Regions from separate parts of the Homo sapiens genome. Here region 1 is linked to region 2. Evidence: chromatin contacts called from ENCODE Hi-C data. All regions are on one chromosome and are shown on one strand. The core of a region is the stretch at or near the end of the contact, and the rest is flanking DNA. Distances in the headings are between cores, read along the strand shown. Region 1 holds the start of NPAS3 (neuronal PAS domain protein 3). Region 2 overlaps AKAP6 (A-kinase anchoring protein 6).

The links. A loop is a pair of places that touch in the nucleus more often than their neighbours do. Pooled maps may share reads with other maps.
Region 1: a map of esophagus muscularis mucosa shows a loop between it and region 2 (3-fold over the local background). The contact joins the promoter of NPAS3 here to the enhancer-like site in region 2. A Hi-C loop is called at or near these places in 8 of 168 maps with a recorded cell type or tissue (dorsolateral prefrontal cortex, esophagus muscularis mucosa, head of caudate nucleus and 4 more) and 5 of 50 pooled maps.

What each region holds. Positions count from the first base shown.
Region 1 is chr14:32,937,451-32,940,150 of GRCh38, reverse strand. It overlaps NPAS3 (neuronal PAS domain protein 3), which reads right to left and starts at 1,272. Exons shown (of 12, transcript NM_001164749.2): 1 at 785-1,272. The coding sequence starts at 834.
Region 2 is chr14:32,825,306-32,828,005 of GRCh38, reverse strand. The region is part of intron 13 of AKAP6 (A-kinase anchoring protein 6); the gene reads right to left. Among named protein-coding and RNA genes, the nearest start is that of NPAS3, 110 kb to the left of the region's middle. Within about 2 kb of position 1,410, at least 4 of the 41 ENCODE cell types and tissues checked have a DNase peak (open chromatin) inside an H3K27ac peak, as active enhancers do; they include dorsolateral prefrontal cortex, where a contact is called at or near this core.

The DNA.
Region 1 (2,700 bases), core at 23-2,522, 110 kb before region 2:
TGCTCCAACTGCTGACACATTTTGGATCTCGCTGTTTGTTTGCTTATTTGGATTTGAGGGTTTTCTTCTTTATTTTTCTTTTTCCTTTGGGAGGGGTATGGAGAGGAGGGGAAGATGAGAGCGGAGGGCAGAGCGGGAGACCCACAAGTTGCCGAGCGGAGGGCGCAGCCCGGGAGGCAGGGAGGCGGCGGCCGCGCTCCTCTGGGCTCGGCCCGGCCTAGCTGCTCGCGCGGAGACGGAGCCGGCCCCTCCGCGACACATTCCGGGCCTGGCGCGAGCTCCGCGCTCCCCGCCCCCGGCCTCCTCCTCCTGCTCCTCGCCTCCTCCCCCTGCTCGCCGCCTTCCCTCCCCCTCCCCAGCCTCATTCCCTTCCTCGAGAGCAGCTGCTAGGGGACCTGCGGCGGCCCCGGGGATCCCCGGCCCCCCACCCTCGCTGCTGCTCCCGTCACACGGCAGCGCCTTCGCATCTGTTTGTTTCTTTTTCTTTTTCTCTTTTCTGTTTCTTTCTTCTTTTTTTTTTTTTTTTTGTCAGTGAGTCACTCTATTCGCCGAGCCGAGGAGGTGCGACTGCTCAGAGAGCCCGGCCGCCGCCAGAGCCTCTCGCTGCCGCAGCCGCCGCGGGGACAATGCGCGGGGCCCCGGGCGAGCGCTGCGCCCAGACGAGGTCCCCGCGGGCTCGCGGCCCAGGAGGCGGGCGGGCTGCGGAGAGGGGCCCTCGGCGGCGGAGGCGGCGGCGGCGGGAGCAGCGGCCCGGCGGCAGGTTCAATAAACAGAAAAGTGTTACCGTTCTCGCCTGGAAGGATCCTGCTGAAAGCTGGGCTTGGTGGGCGCCATCTTCCTGCTATTTTTTTTCCTCTCTTACTTTTTGCCTCTCTCCCCCCTCCCGGGTGGGGGGCGTGGGCGGGCGGGGGTGTGCGTGTGCGTGGGGTGGCGGGAGAGTGCGGCCGTGCGCGGCGCTCTGGGCTGCCCGGCGGGCGGTGGCCGGGGCCGGGGCCGTGGCCGTGGCCGTGGCGGCGGCGGCGGCGGCGGCGGCGGCCGTGCTGCTGAGGTGGGGAGGCTACGGAAAAGTAGTGGGGCCGGAGCCTCGCGGGCGGCCGGCCGTCCCCTCGCGCCGCCGGTGCTCCCAGCCGTGGGTCGCCGCTTCCGCCGCCGCCTGCGCCTTCTCCTCCCGCTGCTCGCCCGGCGCCGCCGCCGTCCATGCGCCGCAGAGCGCCCGCGGCCCGGGCCGCCCCGGCTCCCGAGGCATGCCCGGCGCGGAGACAGGCGACCGGCGGCGGCGGCGGAGGAGGAGGAGGGGGAGGCGGCGGCGGCGGCGGGGGGAGGCGGCCGCGCGGTCCCGCGGGCAGCCCGGCCCAGGGCCCCGCCGCCTCCGGGTTCTCACCCCCGCGCCGCCACCCGCCCCCGCCCCCGTCCCCCGTCACCCCTTTCTACCACCCGGAGCAGCCCGGTGGCAGGTGGGGCGCACACCCTCCCTGCGGGGGGCGCGGGGTCTAGGCCGGGAGGAGCGGGAAGGGGGAGGACACGCGGGGGGTTCCAGCTTGACCGCTGTGAAAGTATTTCTGGGCATTTTCCAGCTGCTTTGCTCCAGAGCGCTCTCTCGTACGCAGACACACACCTCCCCCCCCTTCTCTCTCTCTCTCTCTCTCTCTCTCTCTCTCTCTCTCAATTTCTCTCTCTCTCTCTCTCTCTCTCTTTCTCGTTGGGGGACTGGGAGGCTCGGCTGCCGGCGCAACAACGCCACTCAGTTGCAGTTTCAAACACTTCCCTTCTCTGGAGTATTGCAGCCAGGAGGAAAGAAAGAAACAGAAAAAGGAACTGGGAGGCCACAGGAGCGAGCTGGGGCAGGACACAGTCCCGGGAGCTCCTTGGGGGCAGCGGAAATCAATACGGATGGGGGGTGCGCTGGCCCAAGCAGATGGGCCCAAGAGCCCCGTGGGCGGTGCAGCAGCAGCACAAGCACCTTGTGGCTCTGGCGCTCTCAGCAGCGTTCCCAAAGCCGGAGCATCTGCATCAGTCACGGACGTACAGGAGTGCAGACCCCAGGGTTCACAGGTGAATCCCCGCGCGTTTAAACTCACATACAGAAGCCCCTCCCGACTCGGGTCCCGGGACTTGGGACCGGACTGCCACCCTCTGGGATCTAGCCCAGCCGCACCCCGGTTTGACAGTTCAGCAAGGCCTAGAGAAAGGCTGGCTACTCAGTGCAGGGCCCGGGCTAGAATCCTGTTACCTGGGTAGACCCTGGTCAGAGCGTTTTCTCCACTAAACCAATCAGAAGCGTGTGGACAGCTTTTTACGCAGAGACTTGGGTCAGTCATGTGTCAACCAGGCAAGTAGAAAGGACTCCCAAAGCATTTCCACTTTGAATGAATGAAAGCGCCTGATGGAAAACATCAGTCCTGTGTGAGGTTCTGCATTTGACTTTAAGCTTAAGAAAAAAATAAAGACCTGAAAAGGGGTCCTCCATTCGGTCTCTACGACTCCAGTAAAGTAGGGCTGGGAGTTGGAAACTTCCAAAGGAACACATAAATGTTTTTCGTGGTAGAGGTGTTTAATCTGCATGATGGTGTTTAAGTTCTCTTTGGAGTACACTCTACAGGTAGGAGAGAATGAGAAATGAACTGGAGTGGAGAGTGTTATGGACAAGATATACATGGGCTGGCAGAGAAGGGAAAAAGTTGCCAGTTCAAAGTTTTGGCT
Region 2 (2,700 bases), core at 161-2,660:
CCTCAACCCACCCCCCAAAACACCACACTCATACACATACACATAGTAAAACAAAACCCCAAATCACTAGAGCAGACCAAAAGGAAAAGAAAAAGCACACACTGGCCGCATATGATGAGTTAAATTTTTATACCACGGGATTTATCCAGCCTGAAGTTTAGGGTTAAACCATTCATCAAAGATCAGAGGCTTATGATGAGGATTATGAAGAAATAACTGTCAGAATACAGCAAAAAGATTAGCGCAAAGTACATCTCTGAGGCAGGTCCTAGGAGGCACTCCAGACATACATTATGTGCTTCCTCCAAATTAGGCAGAAAGATCTGGATCTATCCAGTTACCTTTCCTTTGATGTGATTTGCTGTAACTGACCCCTCTATTTTTATAGAAACATGACACAAAAATGAAAATAGTGAAAAGCACAGCAGTATGCCTGGAAATCAGTGCAAATGCATACTGTTAGATCATGTTAAAACTTCTCAAGCAGTTTCAGTGGGTTTTTAATTAGAACACAGTAAATAAAAAACATTTGAAAATCTGGAAAACATTTTTGTTACTGTTGCAGACTCTATCTGCTATTCTAAGTTATATCTCTTCTGGGTGGCATTATAATCATTTCATCATCTGAAAACTTAGTTCTGGAAAAAAAAAAAAACCAAGCAAATGGAATTTGGTGAATTTTACTGTCCTGATAAAAAGAGCATCACCACTGATGGTTTTCAAATGTCTTTAAAAAGCACAGCTTTTTCTTTTTCTTTTTCTGAACTTGTAGTAAGAACAATGACAACAATTAAGCTCTTGTAGACATGAAACCTCATATTTATCAAACAATTTTTACTATGTATTCTTGACATTAAATACTGAAGGCATGTCAACATTTTGAGATTAAATAATTTGTCCTGGTTGATAGTATTTTAACAATATGTGACTATTTATACCCAGTTATCCAATGCTAACGTCTGGTAAAAATTTCAGGCATCCAGATGTTTTGTCCACATGATACTGAAAAAAATCCTGAATAGGACCAGTAAATATGGCTATTTAAATGGCTCTAGGCCTATAACAAGTCACTTGGGGGCGATGTGAGTTCTGCAGAAGTAAAATCTGGCTGTTTCTCCCTTTGCCCGAGATAAGGCCAGGCATCACCGGGGCTTAACAAAAAATACTGCTGACTGGCAGACGGGCTGGCTGCTAGTTTGACATTGTCCCTGCTTGTAAAATGTGAGGGTTACACAGATCCACCAGCACATTCACTTCCTCCAAGTCTAAAGATGGAGCTGCTCATCATTTACATTTCATTTCAATTCTACGTCTATGTAAGAGAGAGAAGAAATTCCCAGAGGATCAAAAAAGGGAGAGTGCTTCGCAAAGGCTTCTCCAGTGCCAGAGCTTCTGGAGCTCCAGATCTCAGCATGACTGGTGACTTGAGGGTCACAGTCACATGATGTCATGCTCAGAGTGGTGTTGCTTTCAAGCCTTTATCCCCTTTCAGAAAACAAAATCAGCCAGGCTCTACCAGCCCTTCTGCGGAGGTTGGCAGAGCCAGCAGTACAATCGGTTCTAATAGGACTTGTTTTGAAGCAGCTTATGGAATTGCAGTTACTCTCCCTTAATGGTCAGTTTTACTGCATACTGATGGAGAATGTGATTATAGGGTGGACATGTTTCACAGAAAATACATTTCTCTCTCTCCTACTTTTGTTCTCACTTGCAGCCAATTGTAAATAGAGTCTGAAACACAGAAAATTAGTTGAGCTATATTAGTAAGTGGGATGCCTTTCTTCAATTTTGCATACTGAGTTTATTTTTAGGGTATATATGGTATAGATGCCCCCCCTTAGTCCCCATTTCTAGCAGCTCTACACAGAATCACACATTTTAATAAGCTTAGGGCACAGGTGTTGCAGGAAAAAAAAATAATGATGTTTGCCATTCATCTTTCAAATTAAATAATGTGTTTTTAAATAGTAACTTTTTTCATAATACATTATGGGAACAACATTTATCTGTCACATTTTAAAAGATGTATTTGTAATAAATGTAAATTACTTTTAGAAAATCAGTAATTAGGCTCATCAAAAAATAAACAATCTGCCACAAAAAAGATAATCTTTAGCATAGTTAAGTATAATAACTGTTATTTGAATAAGTTAACAAATTAGGGTAGATTGCTTCTGTAATTCATTTCCTATAGCACGAGTTTAGGTGACGGCATTAAGCTTCTGGAGTGGGGGGTGGAGGTGGCATTAGGCATCTCATACTTGGGTGAAATATGACTCTCACATTTGAAAGCTCAAATTTTCTTTAAACTTGATTGAGAAAGCATATTCATCACTGGGGCTTAGAAATGGGAAATAACAGAATCTTTGTGTCACTTTTAGAGACATATCATCATCTTGGAATTATCGATCAATAGCTGTCTTATTAAATGTGAAGAGTGGAATGACTTTCTTAAAAAATTTGATGGAAATCAGCCTGTCACCTTCAGGCAAAATTCAAAAATTCTGTTTTTATCAAAACGCCATTAACTTGTCATGTATTCTCTCTGCATTTGCTTTCTGAGCCTGTTCTCAATCTGTATGTGGATAAATAAGAGCCTCTTCTTTAACATCAACTTTCCCCTCCTGTTTGAATCCTTAGACATGGCCGTGATTAGGAGTTGTGACAGCACAGTCTTCCACTGGGGAAGCAAATGTGACG